Linked DNA regions of Homo sapiens: region 2 is linked to region 1. The links are chromatin loops, found by intact Hi-C in ENCODE. Cell type or tissue: Calu3. All regions are shown on one strand. Each heading gives the region's core, and the rest is flanking DNA. Links, peaks and the distances in the headings are about the cores only.

The links. Hi-C counts contacts between places; a loop is a spot of excess contacts. Peaks named below come from ENCODE experiments on the same cell type or tissue, not always from the same donor. Only the 100,000 strongest peaks of a DNase experiment are listed, where the experiment ranks them.
Region 2: a loop joins it to region 1, with 4 times the contacts of the local background. A loop is called at or near these places in 6 of 110 quality-filtered maps.

The regions. Positions count from the first base shown.
Region 1 is chr17:28,252,199-28,261,890 of GRCh38, reverse strand. No RefSeq gene overlaps it. Among named protein-coding and RNA genes, the nearest start is that of TMEM97, 62 kb to the left of the region's middle. In Calu3, for the core only: no CTCF peak of the experiment used is centred there; no DNase peak of the experiment used is centred there.
Region 2 is chr17:28,320,156-28,328,638 of GRCh38, reverse strand. It overlaps TMEM97 (transmembrane protein 97), which reads right to left. Exons shown (of 3, transcript NM_014573.3): 2 at 2,992-3,136; 3 at 1-2,105. The coding sequence ends at 1,846. It overlaps IFT20 (intraflagellar transport 20), which reads left to right. Exons shown (of 5, transcript NM_001267776.2): 5 at 1-313. Among named protein-coding and RNA genes, the nearest start is that of TMEM97, 5.2 kb to the right of the region's middle. RefSeq lists an enhancer at 1,421-1,470. In Calu3, for the core only: no CTCF peak of the experiment used is centred there; a DNase peak (open chromatin) is centred at 2,368.

The DNA.
Region 1 (9,692 bases), core at 2,826-6,825:
TGAAGTTTTCACAATTTATGTTCAGAGACTGTAGTAAAGACAGGCATAAGAAATTGTAAAAGTATTAATTTGGGGAACTAATAAATGTCCATGAAATCTTCACAATTTATGTTCTTCTGTCACGGCTTCAGCAGGTCCCTCCATTCGGGGGGTCCCTGACTTCCCACAACAAGCATGGTGGCAGGTGCCTGTAATCACAGCTATGGGAGGCTGAGGCAGAAGAATTGCTTGAACCCGGGAGGCAGAAGTTGCAGTGAGCCAAGATCCTGCCATTGCACTCCAGCTTTGACAACAAGAGTGAAACTCCATCTCAAAAAAAAAATGTCCATATGCAGTAAATAATGACTTTTTTCTTTTAGAGATTTAGAAACTTAATCCCTATTTAAGAGCTTTCATATACAGTCATGCATTGCTTGCCATATGAGGAGGAGCTTGAGAAATGTGTCATTAGGTGATGTCACCTTGTGCTAACATCATAGCGTATACTTACACAAACCCAGGTGGTATAGCCCACAGCACACCTAGGCTATGTGGTATGGCCTACAGCTCCTAAGCTACGAACTGTACTATATGTTACTGCTGTTAGGTTTTGAAGGGAAGGTGAGGGCTAAAGAAAGACACAGAAAGAGGGCAGCTTAACAGCAAATGCAGGCTTTACATCCAGCATAAAACCTACAAAAGACCAGCCTAATGCCAGAGCCTACACTGCTTACAGGCTGGGGCAATTTATAGGTATGGGTGGGAGTGGCCTGGGCAGTATGGCTTGCTGCCCGGCAGGATATTGATGAGATATTCGTTCCCACGATGTGGCTGTTCTGGCCCTTGTTCCAGCAGGATGTCATCATGGTGTTCCTTGGATCTTTGTCCAGCAAGACATGATAGGGATATTTCTTTAGTTGGGCCTTTGTCCACCTTGTGGTCAGGTGGTTAGGCAAGATGTTTCTCACAGCACAAACCCCTGTGAAATGTTTCACTTTGACCAAGATCTGCAAAATAGCAGGGAGCTTACAACATGGTGCAGTTTGGACTAACATTCTTGCCTTTTACTTTAAAAGGAAGAGGGGCATTGTTGACTGTCTGGCTGCTTCTTGCTGAATAGGGCGCTGTACTCAGGTTTGTGTTTTGAAGCAGTGGGTGTTTGACTTCACAATTGTTTTCTTTCTTTTTTTTTTTTTTTTTTTTTTTAGATGGAGTCTTGCCCTTGTTGCCCAGGCTGGAATGTAATGACACAATCTCGGCTCACTGCAACATCCGCCTCCTGGGTTCAAGCAATTCTCCAGCCTCCAGCCTGTAGGCACCTACCACCATGCCTGGCAAATTTTTGTATTTTTAGTAGAGACAGGGTTTCACCATGTTGGCCAGGCTGGTCTTGAACTCCTGACCTCAGGTGATCTGCCCACCTTGGCCTCCCAAAGTGCTGGGATTACAGGCGTGAGCCAGCACACCCTACCCAGAGCTGTTTTCCTTGAGGCACTGATATTGGACTTGGCAGAAGAGAATGATGGTATTAATGTGTTTCTGGGTGTTGCCTGGACAAGGGAGTTCAGCCTTTGGAAGAGAAAGTGGGATAGGAAGTGAGTACACATGGGCCAATTGTTAGTATTATGAGGAGGAAAATTTGGGGTCCTAAGAAAGGGCCAACCAGCTATCCTGGTGCTGAGTGTAGCAGAGATGTTTTGCCCCTGCTAAAGAGAATGAAGTGTACAGCCCGCCTGGTGTGTGTGGAGAAGGAGGAAACAGGGACTACTAAAGGAACCTGAATAGTTTGGTTGTTAGGCAAAATGTTAATGTTTGGAGATTGAAACACCAGGGTGCATGTTCCTGGCCAATTGGCCAGTAGGCAGCGATAAGAGTTTGTACTGCAAAGGAAGAAGATCACAGGTGCACACCACCACGCCCGGTTAATTATTACATTTTTTTTATAGAGACGAGGTTCCCTAAGCCCCCCAAGGGCAGCCTAGGGAATTCTGGCACTCTCCAGATGTCAGAGGTCATAATCAAGGATGACGCCTTTAGTTAGACAAACCAACTTTGAGCCTTCACTCCACACTATAGGGGAGTCCCAGACAAGAACACAGCTTGGGCTGGGCACAGTGGCTCACACCTGTAATCCCAGCACTTTGGGAGGCCGAGGTGGGCAGATCACTTGAGGTCAGGAGTTTGAGACCAGCCTGGCCAACAAAGTGAAACCCCATCTCTACTAAAAATACAAAAATCAGCTGGGCATGGTGGCAGGGACCTGTAGTCCTAGCTACTTGGGAGGCTGAGGCAGGAGAATTGCTTGAACCTGGGAAGCGGAAGTTGCAGTGAGCTGAGGTCACGCCACTGCACTCCAGCCTGGACCACACAGCAAGACTCTGTCTCAAAAATAATAATAATAATAATAATTAATAATAATATGCAGCCACAAAAAAGAATGAGTTCATGTCCTTTGCAGGGACATGGATGAAGCTGGAAACCATCATTCTCAGCAAACTAACACCAGAACAGAAAACCAAACACCACATGTTCTCATAAGTGGGAGTTGAACAATGAGAACACAAGGACACAGGGAGGGTAACATCACACACTGGGGCTTGTCGGGAGGTGGGGGACAAGGGGAGGGAGAGCAGTAGGACAAATACCTAATGCATGCAGCTTAGCTTAAAACCTAGATCACGGGTTGATGGGTGCAGCAAACCATCATGGCACATGTGTACCTATATAACAAACCTGCATGTTCTGCACATGTATCCCAGAACTTAAGTAAAATAATAATAATGTGTTATATATCATATGTCATATGATATGAATGTAGCTATAATGACAATAATAGCTATTAAAATGGCATTTGAGGCAGGTCTTGAAGGATATGCAGCCTCATTGGCCAAAATTTCCATCACTCCCTGCTTGTTCTCCCCTCTGTCAGTCAATCAGCTGCTACCAGGGAGGTCTAGTTTCTGAAACACGGGAACTGTGTGAGCAGAAGGGTGAGGAGGAGGGCGTTTGAAGGCGAGGTAGCTCTGCAGCCCCCAAGCTGCCCTCCACACTGGAAACCAGTCAAGGCGTGGCCTCCTCAGCTGGGCTTGACATCCTGTTCTGCTCTGGACCTGCCAAGGGTCAAGCTCTGAGGGTTTCCTGCCAGGCTGCAGGGAGGGGTTTGGGTGTAGAACTGGTGGACTGGAAATGAACCGATTTGCCCCCAGATTAATGATTAACAGGTTACTACCCTCACCGTGTCTGGGAGAGGAGCCCAACTCCAGGCTGGGCCAGGGGGAGCCCAATAGCACCTACCTCTGCTTGGGGGTTTCGGAGATATGCTCCATGATGGGACTGGAATCTACGGGTGATTTCTGAGGGTACCTGGGGCCTGGCCAGGCTGCATAACCTCTGGTGAGGCTTCTGACTTCTGGGGCATACAGAGAGGGTGTGGCATCCAGCCAGACATCCTGGCTAAGGCAGGTGGCTTCAAACAGGAGAGCTGTGCCCTTGGCTCAGAGGGATGTGGGCCTCTCTAACCACTCCTGGCTTGACCACAGGACTTGCCTTGGCCAGTGGCACCTGAGCAACAGTGGCAAGTGCCACATCCAAGCAGGAGCTCTAAGAGCTATCCCCTGCTTCCACCTTTGCTTTGCTCTTTTTTTTTTGGATACAGGGTCTCACTTTGTTGCTCAGGCTGGAGTGCAGTGACGCGATCTCAGCTCACTGCAGCCTCTGCCTCTCAGGCTCAAGCTATCCTCCCATCTCAGCCTCCCAAGTAGCTGGGACTACAGGCTTGTGCCATCATGCACTGCTAATTTTTGTATTTTTAGTAGAGATGGGGTTTCATTATGTCACCCAGGATGGTCTCAAACTTCTGGACTCAAGAAATTCACCTGCCTTGGCCACCCAAAGTGCTGGGATTACAGGCGTGATCCACCACACCCAACCCACTTTTGCTCTTTTACCATGGCTATGAGGTCAGGATGCCCCAGAATGGGGTTACTTCTTTCGGTGGGGGGGAGTCCTGGAATGATGTATATTCCACCCACACTGGGGGCCACCAGGGTATAGGACAGCAAACATTTTGAAGCAGCAGAGCTATCTCACAGTTTCTGGGAAGAAGGAAGGCAAGCTCTAATTCCAATTTCCACCCTGCTGCCAATATGTTGAATGACCAAGCCAGTTGCAGCCTCCTCATTAAACCATCATTTCCATATCTGGACAAAGGGGAGACTCTGCTTAGTTGGAGAGTAAAGCATATTGCAAAACGAGAGAAATTTCGGAAACTCCAGTTAGCAGGAAGGTAGGCCTGCATGTGGTTAGTCCATTTCATATAATCCTCCCAGCAACCCTAGGAGGTAGAGAAGATCACTCTCCCCAATTTCCAGAAGAGAAAAACCAAGGAAACCGCACAGCTATAAAGTCAGTCTTAGAATTTGGCAGCTTGGCTCCAGAATCGATGAACTTTGGATCTAGGAGAACAAGAAGTCTGGGATTGATGGCCTGATGGGAATTCAGCTCCTTCACCTTCATCCAACCATCCATCAGTCCTTCCTCCCTTCCCTTCTTTCCTTTCCTCCCCTTCCCTCCTTTCTTTTCCTCCCCTTCCCTCCCCAGGCATCTATTTGTAGCAGGCACCAAGTGGTCAGATGGTTGAAGGTCTATCTGGGAAGTATGGAAACATGTTAGATTGGTATGGGATTACCTGGGCAGCAACATTATGTAAGGGAGAGAGGGATGTCAGGGGACCTTGGCTGGGTGTCCGCTCAATGTGCACATCCCCTCTGCCGGCCTCCTCTTAGGAATGTGGCTCTCCTGGCCAGGCAGCGACAAATACTATGTGCGCTATTTCCCAAACTTCTTGGATCACAAAAGCTAGCCGGGGAATGTGGTAAATATACATATTTCCAGGCTCAATTCCAGACCAGTAGACTCCGAATTGCCCAGCATGGATCCTGGGAAAGTGTATTTTTAATAAGCACTCCAGATGATTTTTCTAACTGGGCAAGTTTGGGAAACAGGGTGGATAAGAAGAGCAGAGATCGGAATCTGGAAAACTTGGGTTTAAGGTCCTGCAGCAAACCTTGTTCCAGGAACTTTGGTTTCCTAATCTGTAAAATGGGGATGGGACCCCCATGGGGTCAGCCTGCCACCCAGAAGGGCAGTAAATGAAGCCCCCGAGAAGGCCCCCTTCCCTTCATCTGCCCCACGCCACCATCCCCAAGGCTCACCCATCTCCCTCTTCTTGCCCTCTCCAGCCTGACGGGGTGGGAGGTCTTGACGCCATTCCCAGGATTGGGCGCTGCGGTGGCCCCAACACGGGGTGGGGCCAACCTGAAGCAGTGTGACCTGCTGATGCTGAAGTTTTCCCAGCGGCAGAAGCAGCTCTGCTGGAGGGACCCCTACCTGGCTGAGACCCTGCGGGACGCTGCACACCTGGGCCTGCTCCAGTTTCAGTCCCATCCTGAGTTCCATCCTGAGTTCCAGCTCCGTCGTGAGCGCTGGAACTGTAGCCTAGAGGGCAGGATGGGCCCGCTCAGGAGAGGTGGGGAGGAGGGCCAGGGAGGAGGAGGGCTGGGAGAAGAACGCTGGGGGGAGGAGGAGGCTGGGAGAGGCCACCTTTTCCTCTTCCCTGGCCCCTGTGCCCAGGCCACACTGCCCTTCCTGCCCTAGCAAGTCCCAGATGAGAAGAGTCCTGGGAGGTAATAAGGGGCAGTTGAAGGCCAGGTGTGGCCCAGCCTCAGGTTTGGGGGAGCAGAGGAGCAAGGAAGATCCAAGAGAGGAGGAGACACAAGCCCGTTTTGGAGGAGCCCACAGATGAGATGGGGGGTCCCTCGGTTTCCTCCCTCTGCCTCTTCCACATCCACATGTGAAGCTAAGCACATGGACACGTGAGCATGGGTGGCAGCTGCTTCCAGGCCCGAGGAGGTGAGCCAGGCCATGTATTTGTTCGCTCATTCATCTGTCCCTTTGTCCCTTTGTGGGTCACATCCATTGATCCATGAGTCCCTCCTTCCCTTCTGCTCCTCCCTCCCTTCCTCCTGCCTCCCTCCCACCTCCACCCACCCCCTAAGCATCCAAGGAGGCCCACGGTGAGCTGGGCACTGTGCCAGATGCTGAAAGTTCAGAGCTGAACAAGACCCCAGCTGCCCTCAGGAAGCATGCAGTCTAGAGGGCAGAACACAGGACACCATGAGACTCCCTCACCAAGGGGAAAGGGCTTCTATGGGACTTTAAAAAAAAAATGCAGTGATGCTGTACAGGGCAGCCAGGCCCCTCCTAGGCCAGCTGCTCTCCACGGTCTGCAGCCTAGCTAATGGCCTCTCTCTCTGTCTCTCTCGGGATGTCACCAGCACCCCAGATGCACTGGAGGGCAGGTAGGAAGGAGTGAGCCCCTGGGAGGCCAGGTTTGGGCCACCCCCAGCAGAGAGGAGTAGCGGTGGTCCCAGAGTGGGTTGGATGGTCAGTCTGGGGCAAGTCAGCCAGGAGACTCAAGATCACTATTACTGGGTCTGTTCCACAGTGGGTAGCAGAGAATGATATTTGAGAACCATCATGCCTCACAGGAAGCCCACGGGGCTTATCTCAGGGGCCCTGGAAATGGGCCGGTCCAAATGGTCACACACCAACTTGGAGCCCCTGTCCTGCTGCTCTCTGGGAACCTGGGCACATACTCCACAGTGAATTTGGAAGGTCCATTTAAATGGCAGCTTTCAGTCAGAGTTTAAGGGGTGATTGACAGGGATACCCACCTGGAGCTGTGTCCTCAAGCCGCATTCCCTCGTCCTGCCCATCACAGCGCTGCCACCACTGCCTCCTGCCCTCAGAGGTTGGCAGGCAGCCTCTGAGCGTCCTCCTTTCCTTTCTTCCACCTTTCCTCCCTCCCCATAACCCTCCACAGTTCCCGGAATTAGTAAGGGAGTCCAGAAGAGTGAGGGGCTGAGAGCCCTCAGTGCCTGCAAAAGAGCCTGGGTTTGTTAGGACAGCTGAGACTGCAAAAGGACACATCGTTTGAGCTCTTGTAGGGGCGGGGGGATGTTCAGCACTGGGCTGTGACTAATGGGAATAAGGAATAGCCTGTTTACTGGTATTTAGGGTACACTGGTCCCTAGATATCTCCTCCCACCCTGTACTATGGAATTTTTTCATGGTAATCTCATTTCTTTTTCTAGAGATTATTGGCTCCATAGAAATGCAGTCTTGGTCTCACTTGGCTACTGAGCCATCCCATAAACTTCAGTGACATTGACATTGAGTTTCTCACACCCCCACCAAAAGCAGGGTTTTCTTGTTTGTTTGTTTTTGTTGTTGTTTTGAGACAGAGTCTTGCTCTGTCACCCAGGCTGGAAGTGCAGTGGCGCAATCCTGGTTCACTGCAGCCTCAATTTCCCAGTCTCAAGCAATCCTCCTACCTCAGCCTCCCCAGTACCTGGGACTACAGGCATGTGCCACCCACACATAGCTTTTTTTTTTGAGATGGAGTTTTGCTCTTGTTGCCCAAGCTGGAGTGCAATGGCACGATCTTGGCTCACCGCAACCTCTGCCTCCCGAGTTCAAGAGATTTTCCTGCCTCAGCCTCCCGAGTAGCTGGGATTAGAGGCATGCACCACCACGCCCATCTAATTTTGTATTTTTAATAAAGACTGGGTTTCTCCATGTTGGTCAGGCTGGTCTCGAACTCCTGACCTCAGGTGATCTGCCCACCTCGGCCTCCCAAAGTGCTGGGATTATAGGCGTGAGCCACCATGCCCGGCCACACCTAGCTTTTAAAAAATTTTTTGTAGAGACAAGGTCTCTCTATGTTGCTTAGGCTAGTTTCAAACTCCTGGGTTCTAGTAATCCTCCTACCTCAGCCTCCCAAAGTGCTGGCATTACAGGCATGAGCCACCATGCCTGGCCAGGAGCGGGTTTTAATAAGGAGAAGAGGCCAGAAGATGAGACACTTTCAGAAGTGGAGATGGGAGAAAGCGTTTCTTTCATGAATGGAGGGGCTCACGCCTGTTAATCATCTAGCATGTGCCAGGAGCTGTCCAAAGGCTGAGCTACATAATCCAAATCCATCTTCACAACAGTCCTAACCAGCTCCATTTCACAGATGAGGATGTGGAGGCTCAGGGGAGATGATGTCCCTTAATCAAGGTCACACAGCCAGGAGGTAGTGAATTTAGGATTCCTACCCAGAAGCCCTTGCTCTTCCTAGTGTGCCCCTTCTGGGGTTGGGGTGGGCACGAAGAATCGGCGCACATTTCACAACCTTGCCCCAGAAAGGTGGCAATATTGAACGGGTAGAGGCGACCTGACAGGCCACACAGCTGAGGCTCTGTGGCCTGAGGCAGCCAAGGCCTAAGTTCATCATCCAAGCAGTCAAGACCCACCACCCTCCAGAAGGCTTAGCAGGTCATGCCTCAGGGGCTCCAAAATGGCCAGGCAGGCTGAGAAAATCTCCAAGCTGTGCAGTGGGGCCTGCAATCCTGAAACCAGAAACCATAACCCCACCCCTTCCCCATGGCAGCAGGCCTAGGGAAGGGGAATAAGGGGTGCTGGGACCCCACAGCAGCCCTGTAAGGAAAGGAGGCACCTTGGATCTAGCCAGATGGGGAGGGGCATCTGGTCTCAGCATAACTCCCTGACAGTAGCCCCTGGGAAAAGCACAGCCCCCTCTCAACCCCAGAGCCAGTTTCTCCTTGGATCTGTATACTTGGAGCAAAACATTACCCTATTCCCCAGGCCTCCCTGCCTCTGCCACCCACACCTCTGGGCCCCTGGCAGGGACTGTGCCCTGGTCAGAACAGCTGGTAGCCCATGTGCTTCCACCCCCACCTTCTCTCTGTTCCGGACTTTCAGGTCATGACACAGGGGGAGGAAAAGAAGGCTGCGCTGGAAGTGGAACTTTAGCGGGAAAGGGGGCATGGATCCTTAGGAATATAAAGGGACTCAGGTCCTGGCCAGAGACGCTTTGCTGTGCTCCTCTGCACCTGCCCAGCACCATGGTAATGTTTGGGCCCCCTATCAGCTGTATTCTCTAGGAGCCTGGGGATGGGGGCTGACACCAAGGGCCCTCCTCAGGCTCACTAAGGGCATGAAGGGGTTAGGCCAGGGCAGCCTCGTCTGCCATTCTGATGGTCAGGACAGCTACTAAGGCTTCTTATCCCTGCTTGGGATGGTGGGGATGAGTGGAGTTCCCGGTTAAAAGAGGGTTGAGGGGCTTAGGAGCTCTGGGGGTGTGCATCATGTTTATGGGCATCGTAGTCTGTGAATCATGGTGTGTTGCAGGCACAAAATTCTCTGTGCATTGGGTGTGTGAATCATCAGGCTGGCGTTCCTGTGTGTAACTGTTAGTCATTCATTTAATATGTATTATTGAGTATCTGCTAAGTGCCAGGCACTGTTCTAGGTGCTTGTGATCCATCAATAGACAAAATAAGCAAAGAGCCCAGCTGCAATTAATGACGCCTACACTGAGGGAGGAGATGCCGCTGGGAAGGGATCGGACATAAATATAATAAATATAGAATATATAAGTTAGAAAGTGCAGGCCAGGTGTGGCAGCTCATACCTGTAATCCCAGCACTTTGGGAGGCAAGGCAGGAAGATCGCTTGAGGCCAGGAGTTTGAGACCAGCCTGGGCCACCTAGCAAGACTCCATTTCTACAAAAAATTAAAATTTAGCTGGGCATGGTTGTGTGCACCTGTAGACCTAGCTACTTGGGAGGCTGAAGCAAGAGGATGGC
Region 2 (8,483 bases), core at 44-4,043, 70 kb before region 1:
CTTTTATAGTAGGAAGGCAAAACAAAAAAAAGCCTCTCAAAACCAAAAAAACCTCTGTAGCATTCCAGCGGCTTGACCAATGACCTATGTCACAAGAGGTGGCGTGTAAGGAATGCAGCCCCCTGAAGACAGCACTACAAGTCTGGGGGAGCCAGTTTTAACATCAGTGCACAGCTGCTGCTGGTGGCCCTGCAGTGTACGTTCTCACCTCTTATGCTTAGTTGGAACTAAGCAGTTTGTAAACTTTCATCCTTTTTTTTGTAAATTCACAAAGCTTTGGAAGGAGAAGCAATAAATTTTTGTTTTCAAATGGCTTGATGTACCTTTTTTCCTGTTGCTCTTGAAATATGTTTAACTCCTCATGAGAGAACCCTGGATTCTCTATCCCCTAGTCCACAAAACAAACCAGGCAGTGGTCAGCAGCTACCTTTATTTGGATCACACACGTGAGTCAGACAGTACCACTAATCGGGCCAATATGGCTTGTGAGCAAAATGGGTGAAAATAGAGGGAACTGACTGGGACCTGTTGTCTAACATCATTTTAAGGTTGAACTTGAGCAAAGACTTAGAGAAAGCTGATGGAATGCCAAGCATCAACGTGAAGAGACCCTCTATGCACACAGTGGATATGTTATGCCTGGCTGTAGCCACCTTCTCTTCTGAAAACAAGATGGGAATGACGGAACTGTATTAAAAGATTAAGTTATCCACTAGGGAGCATACTAGCACACTTCCAGATCAGCCTTGAGATGCTAGACTTCAGATACAGGGACTTGTGTCAGGTGGCCTCTAGAAATGTGGAAGACTAAGATTTAGAAATAAACTAATTTAAAAGCAAACAAACAAAAAAAACTTTCGCCTAGGATGATCTGTTTACAACAGAAACAAAAACATTTTCCAGTTTAATCCATTTGACTGAAAGTCATTGTTGGGCTGACCCTTAAGGAAAACTTAAGTTTAAACTTCCTTTGCATAGTATGTTTTCTCTTTTTTCCTTGGGTTAGAGGTGGGAACAAGAAAACATTGATATAGTTTTGAATTAACATTAAAGAGGCAAAATTTCACATTTAAAATGGCCCAAAATATCCCACTATTCATTTTGCTGACAGGTGATACACTCTTGAGAATCAGGAGTGGAGGGTTTAGTCATAAGCATATATGCTGTGGGTCAGGTGACTCATGAACATGTCAAACAGGCCATGTTCTTTAGCAGTTTCTGGTCTGGTCCTGCTTTTAGTAATCTTGCGGTGGAACTCAGGCACACAGTTATTTGGTACCACTTCCTTATAACCTAGCCCACACCCCTTTGCCCACCCTCAAGCCGATCGGTCTGTTCATCCCAGTGCCCTTAGAAGGTGAAGGTTTGGGCTGGGCCCAGTGGTTCACGTCTGTAATCCCAGCACTTAGGGAGACTGAGGTGGGCAGATCACTTGAGCCTAGGCGTTCGAGACCAACCTGGGCAACATGGCAAAACCCTGTCTCCACACACACAAAAAAAACAAAACAAATTAGCCATACGTGTTGGTACACACCTGTAGTTCTAGCTACTTGGGAGGCTAAGGAAGATGGCTTGAGCCCAGGAGGCGGAGGTTGCAGTGAGCCGAGATCATGCCACTGCCCTTTACTCCAGCCTGGGCAACAGAGTGAGACTGTCTTAAAAAAAAAAAAAAAATGGAAGAAGGTGAGGGTTTGACATGGTTCCTGACACCATCTTGCTCTTGTGCATTGCTGCCAGTGTTTCAAATGCTGCTGAAGACGTGGGTTCTGAGCAGTGTTCCTTGTATTGTATCCAACAAGCAACCACCCTGTAGGCATCTCTACCCTGGGCCAGTGGTTGTTTCCTTCATTTTTTTTTTCTTTTCTCTTCATACTTGTAGTAGGGGCTCCGCAACATGAAAATTAAAAGTATGAATGGGATGAGTAAGTAGGGGGCATAGACAGACACAAGGGTTAACCGTTCATGCAAAGTCTCAGGTCTTTGTCCCTTGAAACCACTGGCTTTGGAGAAATCCTCAAACAGAAATGTGGAGAGTATCGGAATTAAGGTTGTCATGGTGTGAACAGAGTAGATGATTGCAGGAGTTCGAATCCACTTGCAGCTTCCTGAGGTAGTCAGGGGAAAAGAAAAATGGTTAGGTCTGTTCATGACTCAAAGGTGTCCATGACCTTCCCACTGTCTCTGCCTGCCTGCTTTCTTCTACTCCCTTCTCCAAGTGGAAACTCGGAACTGGAAACCTGGATGTGCCACACTGCCCAACATGCAGACTTACGTGACAGCTCACCGACAGCTCGCCAAAGAACCAAGAATGGGGGTCAGAACATAACTCGGAAAAGCTCTAGGGCAATAAAACTGCCATTACCGGTTAAACCTGTGTGGTACAAAATCCAAGGGGAGGGAAATCCCTGCCCCATGGCATCTGTTTGTTCAGTAATTATATATAGGTGAGAGGATCAGAAGGCAGATTCAGTGACCCCAGGGGGTGCCAATGGGAAACGAGCATTTTCAGTGGTTTTAGCTTATCAAGTACACGTGTATGGTCACCTTTTTAAAAAAGCATTGATTATATGAGAACACTAAGAATAATTTTAAAATGAGAAGCACATTAGGGATTAGCCTGATGCTACAGCTTATAAGTCAGTATGATACTATCCAACGCAGAGAAATAAAAGCCAACAAAAAGAGAAATTAATTCTGTTGGGGAACAAAACAAAAGGGAACAAGCTCATTGTTTAAGTGGTCTCAGGCTTCATGTGTATGCAAGGGATTTCCAGACGACTGAGGCAGCCGTGCAGGCCTGCTGACCACAGACATGAGCCTGAGCCACACTAATGTCCCTTTACAAGATCTACCCTGGCTATTTACCCCAGATCCTGTAGCATTCTCCCACAAACTATGGGGACCATCCCCTTCCCTTTGGAGATACTTTCCCAAAAGATTTCTGGGACCTGATTTCTGAGTAAAAATGGGATTTTCCCACCATTTACCAACCTTTGAGGAAGGCATACGTTGCAATGGGAAAGAAAGGCAGCTGAAACACAAGCTCGCAAAACAGAAAGGACTTAAACCAGGCTGGGGGCTCCTGTAGCAGTGGGTCTTTGAACTCCTTAGCATACCACTTCAGCAGGTTTCTAAACTGAAAAAGAAAACGATCATGATGAATTACAGCCACTTGCCCTCAACAGGCTCGGCGCTAGCTCATTTGAAAATACACTGGAGGAGCCTGTCATTAATTAGCCACCCCCCACTACCCCGGCAGCAGATGGCATGTCCAGCTGGCTTTTGTGACACAGCCTAGGTGGTCATTTAATAAAAACTTACTATCCCTAACTCAAATGTTCCCTTCTCTGAAATTTTCTCAACTCTTCCAGCCCCTTCTTTGTGTTACCCAGAATCTGTTCATAATTCCAAGATAACACATCCAGGTGTGTTGGCCACTGTCAGGAGCAACAATAAGTATCTGGCACTTGGTAGGCACTCAGGGTGTTCGCTGAATGAACAAATGTGACATTTCTGTCAACAATATCATTCTTTGTTTAAAAAAACAAATACACATGAAAACCATCCTGACACTTTCCCTTTTGTAATGGCAACTACACACCAAACTCCTCCAAAGGCCAGATTCCCTCAAATGCAGAAATGAATTGAATTTCCCTCTTCTTTTTGCGGGGTGGGGGTGGGAGTGAAAGGGGAAGTAAATCTAACCTCTGTGGCGATGTAATTTTGGACACTTTAATTCCAATATGACAAACAAGTTCCTTAACTCCCCTAATTCTAATTTTTGGTTTATTTTAGGAGACAGGATTTTAGTGGAAGAACAAACTCTGCCCCAAACTACAAACTACCTAGTAGCTTCTTGGTTATGCAGGGTTTTAGCGTCTCAGTTCTAGCTTGGGCCCCACGCTTGTAATTACCTTGTCAAATAAAAAGGATGCGGATCCATGCTGACCTGGCTACAGGCAGAGAAAAGAAGCAGAGTTTAAGGCTTCCCATCTTGGGCTTTTATAGGAGCCCAAAGCCTAGTGCTCTTGGCTCTATGTGGACTACTAAACGTTTGTCACATTTAACCTCCTAGATGTGGCGCTGCCCTGACACACAGGCCTTCAAAGACAAATAAGTCTTGATATTATGATTAATAAAGGCAACTCCAGGGTAAGAATTTATCTTACTTACAATGGAAAATCCAAGAATATTTTTCCTGTTAATTTTTAATCAAAAGATAAAGCCTCGCTATTGTGAAATAGAAGCCCCACTGCTGCAAGAGCACTTTAAGCAAACATCCAGAAACAAATATCCTGTTAGCATATTATTAATTTCAGAAAGGCTTTGGCTAGATAACCAATTTATTGACCAAAGGATATCCAAATTTGTACTTAATTTGAAATTGAAATTCATAGCAATGCCCTTCGCTTCCTTCTAAGCACTTTTCTGGATGGGAATGTGGTTTGAATAGGATTGAATTGATAAGAAACACAAAGGCTAAGTCACTGTCCCTCTCCAGGGTTCTACTTCCTCATCTGTAAAATGAGCAACTTGGACTAGATGTTTTCTTAAGATCCCTTTTTTGCTTTTTAGATTTTTAAAAATACTGGATGACACTACCTGCTTTAAAAGATTGACTATAAAATTATTATTATTTTTTTTGAGACAGTCTCTGTTGCCCAGGCTGGTGGAGTGTGGTGATTTGATCTCGGCCCACTGCAGCCTCAACATCCCGGGCTCAGATGATTCTGTCACCTCAGCTTCCCCAGTAGCTGGGACTACAGGTATGCGCCACCAAGCCCAGCTAATTTTCTGTAGAGACGGGGTTTTGCCACATTGCCCAGGCTGGTTTCGAACTCCTGGGCACAAGCGATCCTCGCTTCAGCCTCCCAAAGTGCTGGGATTACAGGTGTGAGCCACTGCACCCGGCCTGACTGCAAAATTTAAGAGGCATTCTGGGCCAGGCCCGGTGGCTCATGCCTATAATCCCAGCACTTTGGGAGGTCAAGGCGGGTGGATCACCTGAGGTCAGGAGTTTGAGACCAGCCTGGCCAACATGGTGAAACCTCGTCTCTACTAAAAATACAAAAATTAGCTGGGTGTGGTGGCTCACGCCTGTAATCCTAGCAACTCTGGAGGCTGAGGTTGCAGTGAGCCGAGATCGAGCCACTGCACTCCGGCCTGGGTGACAGAGCGAGACTCCATCTCAAAAAAAAATTAAAAAAAAAAAAAGGCATTCTGGCCATTTGAACTTCACTTTCTATTCAATTTGTTTACAACCTCTCTGATCCAACTATTTCATAAACTGAGGCAGACTTGTACAGCACTTTAATTTCTAAGGCCTACAAGATGAGATCAGCAAAATTTAAAAAACAATCACCCAGATGTCGTAATAATGAATTATCATAATCGTAACCAACCATCTGCCCACAGTCATATACCTGCCACCTGATGCCAGAATGAGGCTGGGACTAATTGTGAGTAGGAGAGTAGAAAGCCCAGGCACCTGGCAGATGGGTGAGGCGTGTAGGACCTGGGGTAGAGTGCCTGGCTTTAGGCAAGGCCTTTAATCTCCCTACACTTGTGTCCCCATCAATAAAATAGAGCCAGTAATAGTGCCTACTTCACTATTGGTAAGAGAGTGACTTAATACATGTAGTCTTTAAAATAATGGCTAGCACATAATGATTAATTGAATGTAATTAATACATATTTGGAGATATTCAAGTTTAATCCCATTAAAATCGCAGCTCACGACTGGTCATTAAAAATTATTAGTTATGGCCTCCCTACCAAAGGTAATGAAACTGTTTCCACTTATACCTGACTCTATTTGACTCAACCCACCCTTGTTATACATAAAAGATTCACCTGGCCTGCACGCACGATCTCTAAACCAGTGGTTGCTACTCACCAATCTTGTACTTCTATAATTTAGAATGGGAACACAGACTGATTTCAGAGCCAGATGCTCACTTGTTTTTCCTTATTTTTACCAGAAGCAATGTTACCCAGCTGCAAATGATACTACAAAATGCTTCCCATCCTCTCCTTACCATGTTCTTATCCAAACTAAATTCTTACTGTTTCATAATAAAATAAGAGTTTTTCCAGGCCAGGCGTGGTGGTTCACACCTGTAATCCCAGCACTTTGGGAGGCTGAGGCATGCAGATCGCTTGAGGTCAGGAGTTTGAGACCAGCCTGGCCAACATGGTGAAACACCATCTATAACAAAATATAAAAATTAGCCAGGCGTTGTGGCAAGCACCTGTAATCCCAGCTATTTGGGATGCTGAGGCAGGAGAATTGCTTGAACCCGAGAGGCAGAGGTTGCAGTGAGCCGAGATTGCACCACTGCACTACAGCCTGGGCGACAAGAGACTGTCTCAAAAACAAAATCAAAAAAAAAAAAGAAAGAAAAACAAAAAGTAAATAAAAAAATGAGTTTTTCCAAGCAGTGATTTGGTGCAATCCAAGAAAAAAAATTTATTGTGCATGTTTCAGCCCAACCACTAGGTGATCTCCTACAGGTTTTTTAACTCTAGGGAAACATTCCTTCTATTTCAGGAAGAAAATGACAGATGTTAAATTTTGGCATTTTTCAAAGAGAATATGAGAATAACTCAAGGCGTTTATTATTATTTGCCCCATAGAGAAGCAACAAAATCAGCATTTCCTACACCAAAGCAACAAGAATGGAGGCACAGACCTTCCATGCCAGGATGCCACCGAGCTAATGCCTTCAAACATCATCACACACACAGATACACACACACCCAGGATGCCCGTGCTAATGCCTAAATCTCACACAAACACACACACACACACACACACACACACACACACACACACACAGGTTCTGGCCAGATGCTGCCTGCACTGGCCCTTGGGCCTTCTGCAGTAAGTCAGCATTAAAAAAATAAAGCTGACGCTGGGCACGGTGGGTCACACCTGTAATCTCAGCACTTTGGGAGCCCGAGGCAGGAGGATGGCTTGAGCCCAGAAGACCAGCCTGGGTAACACAGTAAGACATCATCTCTACAAAAAATAAAAAATTAGCCAGGTGTGGTGGTGTGCACCTATAGTCCTAGCTACTCAGGAGACAGGTGGGAGGATCTCTTGTGCTCAGGTTCAAGGCTGTGGTAAGCCATGACTGCATCACAGCACGCCAAGCCTGGGTGACAAAGGACCCTGTTTCTAAAAAAAAGACTGAGAAAATTTTATCAAATGTAAACATTTAAATGGGATCTTTATGATATGATGCTGAGCACCTTTTAAGTGTATTTTGTTAGGGGTGAGCAAGACGGGCTTGTGAGAATGGCACATCCAGGAAGGATAAAGAAGACAACAGCTGTGAAGTCTGGAATGGCTACATGGAGTAGCAGGCTAATTACCAAGTATTAAAAGGTCCTATAACACCAGAGATTGTAAACAGGCAGCCTGTCTGAGTATTGCTGGCCACACAGGTTTCAAAAACCACAGATAGGCCAACACTGTAGTAGATTTTCCTTTCTTCAGGGCAATTAATGGTTACTGCAGAGCTGCGATGACCTCTTCGGTCTTTGGGAAGAGTCTGTACTCTCTGGCCCTGTAGTAGGCTGAATAATGGCCCCCAAAGATAACCACATCCTAATCCCTGGAACCTGTGACTATTACTTTATTTGGCAAAAGGGACTTTGCAGATGTAATTAAGGATTTTGAAATGGGAGATTTTCTGGGTTATCTGGTGGGCCCTGAATGTATGACAAGTGTCTTTATAAAAGCGAAGCAGAGGGAACTCTGACTACAGAAAGGGAGGCAATGTGATGACCCGAAGCAGAGATTGAAGTGACGTGAACACAAGCCAAGGAACATTGGCAGCCACCAGAAAATGGAAGAGGCAAGAACCAGATTCTCCCCTGGAGCCCTCAGAAGGAGTGAGCCCTGCCTTGATTTGAGCACTGTAAGATTTCATTGTGAACTTCTGGCCTCCAGAACTGTAAACAAATAAATCTGTTAAATCACTACATTTGTGGTAACTACAACAGCAATATGAAAACTAACCCACCCTGTATATGTTTGAGCTTATAATTTAACTCAACTCTCTCAACAGTTGAGGAGGATATAGAGCCCTGACCTGCCCAAGTCACCTCCAGTTCTTGGAAGAACCAAGTCCCCAGACTGCAACTTGCTACACGCTACCTACGCTTTTCCCATGCAAAAGGAGGTCAGAGGTCTTCCAGTTGTGTTTGGTTCTAGAAGCAAACAAAAAAGAGTGACTTATGGGAGTGGTAGAACATTCTTGAGCCGTGGCCTTTTTGGGAGAGTTAGGCCCCTTGAAAAGTCGATGGAAGCTATATTCTCCTTGCAGGAAACAAAAGGCACACACACTTGCACCCATTTTTGGGAGTTCATGACCCTCAGGTAAAGAACCCCTCCTCGGCAGATAAAAAGCATTTAAGGAAAAACAGACGCAAAATAAAATCTTCGGGTAGACAAGTCAGTCCTGCCTACAGTTATA